2 separate regions of the Homo sapiens genome follow, and region 2 is linked to region 1. The links are chromatin loops, found by intact Hi-C in ENCODE. Cell type or tissue: gastrocnemius medialis. All regions are shown on one strand. Links, peaks and the distances in the headings refer to the core of each region. The heading gives the core; the rest is flanking DNA. Region 1 overlaps KANSL3 (KAT8 regulatory NSL complex subunit 3). Region 2 overlaps FER1L5 (fer-1 like family member 5).

Evidence for each region. Peaks named below come from ENCODE experiments on the same cell type or tissue, not always from the same donor. Only the 100,000 strongest peaks of a DNase experiment are listed, where the experiment ranks them.
Region 2: a loop joins it to region 1, with 6 times the contacts of the local background. A loop is called at or near these places in 2 of 110 quality-filtered maps.

Annotation. Positions count from the first base shown.
Region 1 is chr2:96,596,440-96,601,816 of GRCh38, reverse strand. KANSL3 (KAT8 regulatory NSL complex subunit 3) reads left to right here. Exons shown (of 21, transcript NM_001115016.3): 20 at 41-174. Among named protein-coding and RNA genes, the nearest start is that of KANSL3, 39 kb to the left of the region's middle. In gastrocnemius medialis, for the core only: no CTCF peak of the experiment used is centred there; DNase peaks (open chromatin) are centred at 3,046 and 5,026; H3K27ac peaks cover 5,000 bases.
Region 2 is chr2:96,662,850-96,668,226 of GRCh38, reverse strand. It overlaps FER1L5 (fer-1 like family member 5), which reads right to left. Exons shown (of 53, transcript NM_001293083.2): 14 at 4,720-4,788. Among named protein-coding and RNA genes, the nearest start is that of FER1L5, 23 kb to the right of the region's middle. In gastrocnemius medialis, for the core only: no CTCF peak of the experiment used is centred there; a DNase peak (open chromatin) is centred at 2,896; H3K27ac peaks cover 1,935 bases.

The DNA.
Region 1 (5,377 bases), core at 138-5,137:
AGTGTGACTCAAAAATTCTGCTTCTCTCTCTTTATCTCAGGCTTGAAGGTCCCCACCACCATTACTCTGACACTTCGTGGCCAGCCGAGCAGGATCACTACACTGAGCCCTATGGGCTCAGGAGCAGCCCCATCCGAGGAGTCCTCTTCCCAGGTGCTGCCCTCCAGCTCACAGGTGAGTCTGCCAGGAAGGACTGAGGACATGGGCTTCATTATTGGGAAGTTTAAGACCAGCTGACTGGCTGATTGAAGGGGCTGCCCATGCACTGGACAGACGAGATTCAGATTCAAATTCAAATCTGTATTCTGGAGTTTGTGGCTTTATAATATTGAGCGAATCATGGACATCTTTGAGCTTCCTCTTCTACATCCCTCCCTTGATATTGTGAAGAGTACATATGTTCAAGTGGGTAGCAGTGTCTAGTATTTAATGTTTTTGTTTACTTTTCCTTTCGTTTCATTTTTTTCTCATCCTTGGTTTCATCCTTCAGAGGTTATGAGTAGAGGCTACTTGGCTAATGCTCTTTCTTTGTTTTTATTTTTATTTTTTGAGATGGAGTCTTGCTCTATCGCCCAAGCTGGAGTGCAGGGGTGTGATCTCGGCTCCCTGCAACCTCCACCTCCCCGGTTCAAGCAATTCTCCTGCCTCAGCCTCCCAAGTAACTGGGATTACAGGCGCCCGCCACCATGCCCGGCTACAACAGGGTTTCACTGTGTTGACCAGGCTGGCCTCGTACTCCTGACCTCAAGTGATCTACTTGTCTCGGCCTCTGAAAGTGCTGGGATTACAGGTGTGAGCCACCGCTCCTGGCCCTTTCTTTGTTTTTAAGGACATGGAGACAGAGATATCTCACTATGTTGCCCAAGCTGGCCTTGAACTCCAAGGTTTAAGTGGTCCTCCCGCCTCGGCCCCCAAGTATAATACTCTTTCTTTGACATTGGCTTTCTAGCACTGTGCCTTCCCATATCTTAGCATTTATTGCTGTCTTTTTAGGGCACAGCTAGGTTTTTATAGGTCTCACCCAGGAAGTCATGATTAGTTTCTCTTAGCTGATCTAATTTCCCCTGTGACCTTTTCAAGTCAAATATTTCTAATCTTAAAATGGTAATCTGAGGAGCCACTCAAAGATTAGAAGTTAAGCCAAAAAACAGTTTGAGTCTAGTACTGAGTGTGCTTTCCTTCAGTATCCGCTATACAGCCAAGGCCTTCCTGTGTCTCCCTGTCCTTTCCACCATGTCAACCTGCTTGTGAACTGGAGGTGCAGTGATAGTTCCTGAGCCATTCTAAAAGCTCTTCTGTCTCTTCCTCTTTAGGGAAAATACTGCACAGAGGTCAACACCTGACATTCGTTGGGATCATAGCTACCTTTTTTTGCAGAGGGATGGAAATGTTTTAATTTTATCTTATTTCTTATTTTTTCAATTATAAAAATGATTATGCTTATTTTAAATAATTCAAACATTATAGAAATAATTAATTTAGAAAGGGAAAGTTTCCCATGATGCTACTCCTAGAGATGATGTTCACTGTTAATAGCCTGATATGGATCCATTCAAATTTTTTTTTCTACACAAAGTATGTTATTTTATTTATTTTGTACAAATATGGGATTACAGAGTATGGACTGTTTTGTAACTTGCCTTTTTTTATAAATCATGTCGTGACACGTTTCCCTGTCTGTGTCTTTTCAGAGGCTGGCTAGTATTTCACTGAGTAGATGTATGAAGATGTATTTCACCACCTTCTGTTAGGTAGATAGCTGGGTTCTATTTTGGTTTTTGATATTTTAAATAATGCTCTGGTGAACACTTGTTTATTCTTGTGTACCTCTGGGAGCATTTCTCCAGGCCAGAGAATAAGTAGAGGATGTGTACCTCTAATATCTGGGCAGCTGCTCACTAACTGCCCTTCAAAAAGTTTTTGCTACTTTACAATTCTAGCCACGGTGATGAAAATATGTTTCATATTTTGTGGAAATCAAAATTTTAACTTTATTAATCTGGGTGAAAAATGAAATTGTTTTAATGTGCATTTTCCTGATTACTTAAGAAGTTTTATGTCTTTTATGAAATGTTTGTCATACTCTTTGAATTATAGTGGCTTTGTATATTCAGATGTTAAATCTTTATCTGTTACACAAATTACATATATGTTATTCCTGTCAGTGGCTCATATTTTTTTTTCTTTCTATTGAAGCATTCATTGAATGTCAGTCAGTCTTTTAACTTTTATTTCTAGATCATACAGCCATTTAAATGTTTCATATAGTAAAATCTTCAAATATTTTCCTTTATAGCTCCAAAGTTTTATGCCTTAAGAAAGCTAGCCCTATCACAAGAATATAAAAGTAATCCTTTTTGTTTTTAAAATTTGAATTGTGGTAAAACATATATAACATACAATGTACCATTTTAGCCATGTTTCAAGCTTACAGTTCAGTAGCATTGAGCACATTCACATTGTGGTACAGCCATCACCACCATCCATCTCCAGAACTTTTCTGTCATCCCATATTGAAACTCTCTCTTTGTGTTTTCTTATAATGCTTTTGCTTGTTTCCTTTAATTCCTTATAGTTCACTTTTGTATGTTAAGTGAGGTAAGGATGAGTCCATTCATCATTCCTCCACTCATCTAAAATCCACTGCTGTCACATTCTAAAGTACTGAACACATATGGGCCTGTTCTGTAGTTTTGAATTTGTCTATCCTACGCTGGCCTTCTGTTATGGGTTGATAGTATGGATCTTGAAGTTAAGGGAGTGTCAATTCTGTTTCTAGTTTGCTAAGATAATCTTCATTCTTTTCCTTTCTCATGATAGTTTTGAATTTTTTCCATTATTCTTTTAGAATCACATGAAATGAATGAGGATAAACATTTCCTTTTTTTTTTTTTTTTTTTTTTTTTTTGAGACAGTCTCACTCTTGTCACCCAGGCTGGAGTGCAGTGGCACGATCTCAGCTCACTGCAACCTCTGCCTGCCAAGTTCAAGCTATTCTCTTGCCTCAGCCTCCTGAGTAGCTGGGACTATAGGCTCATGCCACCACCCTCAGCTAATTTTTCTATTTTTAGTAGAGACAGGGTTTCACCATGTTGTCCAGGCTTGTCTTGAACTCCTGACCTCAAGTGATCCACCCACCTTGGCCTCCCAAAGTGTTGGGATTACAGGCGTGAGCCATCATGTCCGGCCAACGTTTCCTTCTAATCAGTTAAAATGATGAGTTACTTTAATAGGTTTCCTAATATCAAACTGTGTGAATTCTAGATGCAGTGGCTTTTTCAGTGTGTCCTATTCTTTTTATTATACATACAAAGGCAACAAGACCCTATCAAAAGAACGAAATGAAAAAAGAAAGAAGCTAAGCATTTCAAAAGAAAAGCATGTCTATTCTATTTGCTTTTATTTTACTTAGGATTTTGGCGTCTATATTAATCTCCTCAGGCTTTGGCCCATAGTTTTCTTCCCCTCCACCCCCTACTTCTGTGTGTGTGCTTTCCTTTGTCTAGTTATGTAAAAGGGGTAATTCAATCCTTGTAGAATGAGATGGGAAGTGCTTTTCCCCTCTCATACTCTAAAACAGTTTTATAGTACAGAAATGATAGTTCCTTGATGGGTTGATAGAAGTGACCTACAAAGCCATTTGGGCCTGTTTTTAGGGTGTCTTCGTTTGCTGATGCCATGTTGATGGACAACTAGAACACAGATCCTGCCACGTGATCCCTTCCTCCTGTGTTAGGTAATCCGTCTCAGCTTGCCATGGCCTGGGCCAGCCAGTTACCATTGAGAAGAGAGTAGAGGTCATTGAGAATCCCCCTTTTCTGGAGCTCAGTTGAAGCACAGAATAAAGATCAAGGTCTGGCCTTCTAACTGATGATGTTAACATGAGATTAGTTTTCATCTTAATAGAATGGACGTAGGCTGGGCATGGTGGTTCACGCCTGTAATCCCAGCACTTTGAGAGACCTAGGCGGGTGGATCACGAGGTCAAGAGATCGAAACCATCTTGACCAAAATGGTGAAACCCCATCTCTACTAAAAATACAAAAATTAGCTGGATGTGGTGGCGTGCACCTGTAATCCCAGCTACTTGGGAGGCTGAGGCAGGAGTATTGCTTGAACCTGGGAGGCGGAGGTTGCAGTGAGCTGAGATTGTACCATTGCACTCCAGCCTGGGCAACAGAGCCAGACTCTGTCTCAAAAAAATAAAATAAATAAATAAAATAAAGTGGATATGTAATTGCTAGGAGGAGTCAGGTGGTGATTCTTTTCCAACAAGCAAGGGGATGTTATTAGATTAAGGCTTCTTGCTGATTCAGAAGCTTCTAATAGCTCTGTTCAGATTGCCAGACAGAGCACTGGACTATGGGTCAGGTCATCTGTTTTCAGCCAGCTGTGTGATCCTGGGCAAATCACCTATCCTTCTGGGCTTTGGTTTTCTTACCTGGTTTAGAGAGGAAGTTGACTTAATTCAGTGACTGTTGTGGTGGCAGGATCAGAATCTCCTCAGGCTTTGGAAACCGACGTTTTTTAATGCTTAGAAACAAACTACCCATTTTTTTGACATTTATGAGGCAATTGGAAATTTTAACACTGACTGGATAGTTGTTGATATTACGGAATTGTTAACCTTTTTAATGTGTGATAATGGTATTGTTAGGATTTTAAAACAGTCATTTTTTATTTTGGGGTTCCATACTGCAATATTTTTGGATGGAATGAATTTAAAAAGAAAAGTGAACACCAACTAGACTTCTCTAAGATCTGTATAAGCACTTAATTATCTGTTTTGTTTCTGGCACTGATTGGTGTTTACTATGTGTTTCCTTCATGGGAATGGACTATTGTGTACTCATCACAGCTGAGAAGCTGCAGGGAGGAAGAGGACAGACAGAGACTATGTTGTGCCCTGCATCAGGGTCCAAAAAATGGACTCCCTGCCTGTGGTTATAAGTTCTCTCTCCTCTCTGTCCTGCTGGCCATACCAGGACCTTGTCAGCCTGGCAAGCAGCACCTCTAGCTGGAGGCCTCTGGCAGTGGGCCTCACTGTAGCCTTGTAGCAGGCTGTGGGCAAGCTGGCTCACTCTAAGGTGTATTCATAATCAGAACAGAGTGATCATCTGTGTACAGCCCTGCCTTTGGGCAGGGAAGCCCATGAGGTTTTGTTTTTGTTTTTGATTGAGATGGGGTCTTGCTATATTGCCCAGGTTGGTCTGGAACTCTGGGCTCCAGCAGTCTTCCCACCTCAGCCTCCCAAAGTGCTGGGATTGAAGTCATGAGGTTTGATTGTCAAACTCCTCTTCATTGGTGTGATTATGGCTCACTGCAGCCTCAACCTCTTGGGCTCAAACAATCCTGTGGCCTCGGCCTCCCGAGTAGC
Region 2 (5,377 bases), core at 131-5,130, 66 kb before region 1:
ATAGGCCCCTTGCAAGGTCCTGAGAGGGGCCTGGAACTTGTCACATGATCGTTTTGTATTTTTGTCTTTAAAATGGCCCTCTGGACAAGCATGGTGGCTCACACCTGTAATCCCAGCACTTTGGGGGGCTGAAGCGGGCAGATCACTTGAGCAGCCTGGGCAACATGATGAAATCCTCTCTCTACAAAAAATACAAAAATTAGCTGGGTGTGGTGGCACTCACCTATAGTCCCAGCTACTCAGGAGGCTGAGGTGGGAGGATTGCTTGAGCCCGTGAGGTTGAGGCTACAGTGAACCATGATCGTGCCACTGCACTCCAACCTGGGTGACAGAGTGAGACCTTGTTTCAAAAAAGAAAAAAAAGTCCCCTAATTGCATAAGCTTCAGGCCCCTCTGACACCTGAGTCTGCCCTGACTGTGGGCTGGTAGATATTACTGTCCTCATACAGCCCCTCGCAGTCTGAATGCACATTCACCAAACCATCTCATGGAGAGGCCGTGGGCCTAGAATGTCTTCATCATGTCTAGCCATCAACTTTTTAAACAGCAGTATATCTGTCTCCTCAAAGAATAAATAATAAACCAGGCATGGTGGCACATGCCTGTAATCCCAGCACTTTGGGAGGCCGAGGCGGGCAGATCACCTGAGGTCAGGAGTTCAAGATCAGCCTGGCCAACATGGAGAAACCCTGTCTCTACTAAAAATACAAAATTAGCCGGGTGTGGTGGCGCATGCCTGTAATCCCAGCTACTCGGGAGGCTGAGGCAGGAGAATCACTTGAACCCGGGAAGAGGAGGTTGCAGTGAGCTGAGATCGTGCCATTGCACTCCAGCCTAGGCAACAAGAGCGAAACTCCGTCTCAAAAAAAAAAAAAAAAAGAATAAATAATAATAGCTGCCTCTTTAGGAGGTTTCTGTTGCCCCTGGCTTGTGCTAAACAAATTCCATAGACCAGCTGAGTGGGCTCTCCTAAAAACCTCATGAACCAGGTGCTATTATTATTCCCATTTTCATATGGGAAAGCTGAGATCAGAGAGGTTGAGTTCCTGAAGTTCTCATGCTACATGCAGTTGCCAAAACCACTCTGCTGTAACCCCTTGAGGACTGTGATTGTCCCTATAAAGAGATGGGGAATCAGGCCTAGAGAGGCAGAGGGACTTGCTCAAGGTCACATAGTAAGGGGTGGAGTCAGGATTCCTACCCAAGCTTCTGTGTCCCATCTCCACTCTGCATTATGGTTTCCTCAATTATTTTTAAAAAGAAAGAAAGAAAAGAGGCCAGATGCGGTGGCTAATGCCTGTAATCCCAGTACTTGGGAGGCTGAAGTGGGAGGATCACTTGAGGCCAGGAGTTCAAGACCAGCCTGGACAACATATTGAGACCCCCATCTCTACCAAAAATACAAAAAATCAGCTGGGCATGGTGGCTCATGCATGTAGTCCCAGCTACTCAGGAGGCTGAGGCACAAGAATTGCTTGAACCCAGGAGGTGGAGGTTGCAGTGAGCTGAGATTGCGTCACTGCAGTCTAGCCTGGGCAACAGAGCAAGACTGTCTAAAAAAAAAAAATAAATAAATAAAAGAAAAAAATCCATGTGTCCATGTGTAAAATAGAGCTGCTGGGTTGAGGCCAGAGTGGGACCCCAAATCCTCAATCCTCTCAGCTGGGGCCTCTTCTCCTTACAGCAGTTCTTGGGATGTGGCTGGGAACCTCCCAGCTTTCCATTTTCTTCATCCCATTCTCCCTGGGTCCTGACAGCTAAGGGGCCAAGGAGAAGAGGAAAGGGCTTTCCAGGTGAGCAGCTAGTCAGTAAGAAAGGAGGAAATTGCCCAGGTTAAGGAAGGACATTGGAAGGGGAGAGATCGGCACCAGAAGGCATCCAGGTCTTCCAAAGTTAGGAGTCCTCCAAGTTCAGATTTATGGCGGAACCACCTTTCCATCCATCCTGCTAATAATTCTCCTCCTGCTTCTTGGTTCCTCATCTAGTGTGCTGCCTCCCCTTCTGCCCTGGGGCCCTCGGACTGACCATTGGTACAGGCCAGTTTTCTGCAGTGCCCTGGGCTCTGCTCCCCTTCTGACCACCTGGCCTCAGATGCTGCCATCTGTGTGGCTGGCTGTTCTGCCTCTTCAGAGAGAGGTTCACACCTGCCTGCTGCATTTCCAAAGGGCTAAAGGCAATCAGGCCAGTATCCAAAGGGCCCCACCCTGGAGACTGTGTTCTGGGGAAAATGGATGAGGTTCCAGGGGTGTTTGAACATCTTCAAATGTTGGAAGGCCTCTCTCAGGGATGAGGGAGGGCCTGGCCTGTGCCATTGGTTCTGAGCCTGTAAGAAGATGAACAGGGCCGGGCATGGTGGCTCACACCTGTAATCCCAGCACTGTAGGAGGCCAAGGCAGGTGGATCACCTGAGGTCAGGTGTTCGAGACCAGCCTGGCCAACATGGTGAAACCTCGTCTCTACTAAAAATATGAAAATTAGCCAGGCTTGGTGGTAGGCACCTGTAGCCCCAGCTACTCATAGCTTAAACCCAGGAGGCAGAAGTTGCAGTGAGCCGAGATCGCGCCATTGCACTCCAGCCTGGGTGACAAGAATGAAACTCTGTCTCAGAAAAAAAAAAAAAAGATGAACAAAGAAGATGAACAGAAGATGAAAAAAGAAGATTTCCCAAGGCTCTGAACAGCCACAGAACATCTGAGGATCCCAGCCCTGTGCCCTCATCACAGGCCGGAAAAGGTGGGAGGGAGCTTGGCAAGGATGGGGGATGGACTAGGCCTCCTCTGAAATGTCTTCCTACTTTCAGAGTCTATAAAATCATCCAAGGAGGCAGGGATTATGAGGAATGGTTGAAAGTGATGACTCACAGGAAGGCAGACTGGGTAGCTACTAGAAGCAGCAAGGAGGGGAGTTCACAGGAGGGAGAAGGGGAGCGCATTAGCTAATTTTGTATTTCACAATGTAAGGTATGAGGAAACAAAACATTCTCTGGGTTGCCAAGTCCATGTCACACAAATTCCTGTGTGCCTGCACTTATGAGAGAGCTCAAGTTATCTCTCAGCTCAAGTTCTCTCTCAGAACTGTGTTCTTATTTTACACACTGCTCTTAGAAGCCTGACTTAGAGTCAAAAGGCCAGTAAGACTCCGCCTTCAAGAGAACTGTCATCCACAACAGCTGATAGGTGACGGAGACAGATTGAAAGGCGATCAAAATCAGACTACAGAACCCCAAAAAGAAAGCATCTCAGAGCCATTTAGTGCAGGAACAAGTAGCCCGGTACTGCAGATAGCCCAGGATAATAACTATGTTCCCATAATGGCTCCAGGCCATCAACAAAAAGCTCTAATTATATTCAGGGCAAAGTTGCTGAGAAGATAAGAAAATGTATATTATCATTTAAAATGTGTCTTTAAAGGGATTTGTTTTGTTTTTATATGTGGGTGAAAGGGCACATTTAAGTTCTCTGGAAAGTTCAGTTGTATGACCCACTCATTGCTTAATACATCTACCATAGAATCTAGTCATTCTGCATCTACATATTTACCTAAGAGAAATGAAAGCATATGTCTATGCTAAGGGTTGTACACAAGTGTTTACAGCTTCATTGTAACAGCCCCAAACCGGAAATGTTCATAAACAAGGAAAGGGATAAGCAAACTGTGGTACATCCATACAATGGAATATTACTTAGCAACAAAAAGGAATAAACCACTGATACACAGCAATGGCATGAATGAATTTCACAATAATTATGCTGAGTGAAAGAAGTCAGACAAATAAGGGTACTTACTGAACGATTCCATTTCTATGAAACACTAGGAAATGCAAGCTAATACGTAGTAACAGAAAGCAGATTGTTGGTTGCCTGGGGATGGGAGGGGGTGGAATAGGAATCACAGGGAGGGATTCCCAAGAGGCATTAGGCAACTTTTGGAGGTGATAGATATATTCATTATGTTGATTGTATGATGGGTTTCCTGGATGTGTACATATTTTAAAATGTATCAAATTGTACATTTCCTTTCTTCCTTCCTTCCTTCCCTCCCCTTCCATCCCTCCTTCCCTCCCTCTCTCCTTCCTCTCTCTCTCTCTCTTTTCTTTTTTCTTTTATATTTTCCTGAGACTGAGTCTCCCTCTGTTGTGCAGGCTGGAGTGCAGTGGCTTGGCTTGGGCAACAGGTTGTTATCACCTACTTAGCTGAAGTGTTTGCTCAAATAAGTAGGTGATACTACCTCGGCTCAGCTCACTGCAACTTCCACCTCCGGGGTTCAAGCAACTCTCCTGCCTCACCCTCCCGAGTAGCTGGAACTACAGGCGCATGTCACCACGCCCGACTAATTTTTATCTTTTTAGTAGAGTCTGGTTTCGCCACTGTTGTCCAGGCTGGTCTCAAACTCTGGAGCTCAAGTGATCTGCCCACGTCAGCCTCCGAAAGTGCTGGGATTACAGGTGTAAGCCACCGTGCCCAGCCAAATTGTACATTTTAAATATCTACAAGTCATACATACCATTGACATAGGTACGTCAATGATAACTCAGTAAGCTGTAAAAGGTAAAGTTTTCCATAATATGTCCTGGGCTTCCTCATGCTCCCTATCAGGCAGAGTCCCCCTTGCCATGCTTTTTGGCCCCCACCCTCTGTCTTCACCCCCACACAATCATCCAAACTTCCCTTCTATGTTAGGGGATGTGGGAGAAGGGTGGGCATGATGGAGGAGCCATACCTGAATCCGGAAGGTCAGGATCTGGTTCCATATCGGGTTGTCGGTTTGGGTCTGCATGTGTGTCCTGAGCTGGAATGTCCCAAAGCAGTGTTGGTGCCAGCCTGCCCCCTCCTCCCTCCACTGACCTCACCTTCCAGCTCTTCCTGTCCAGCCTCCCAGTGGACACCACAGCACAGAGGTGCTTGGGCTAATCCCTGCTCTCAAGACACCTGCACAACTTCTCAGCAGCAACAGCGCCAGTCCTTTGTGTACTTACCCGAGGTGTTTGCCAGATTCAGATTCCTCATATTTTTCCTTAAGTCAGCTTTCAATAGACTTCATTTTTAAATAGATATAAGGCTACTGACCTTACTATATGAGTGTATAGACATATATTTTGCTAGATAAATTCTGAGATCCCAAAAGAAAAATGGGCAAAAACACAGCTAATGGCAGCAGCATGCCTGTTTTAAAACCGTCAGTTGAGTTTATGTGTAAGCAGTGGTATCTGTGGAATCAAGTGTTACTTGGCCTTATTAAACTTTTTAAGGTACACTAAGATGAACACAGAAGTATCAAAATTTTTGAGAACTGCGTGTCACTTACCACCTGAGAACGTTTCACCTAGCTTTGGGGGTACCCAACCACTCACTGGGAAATACTCAGTATGGTGGTTTTA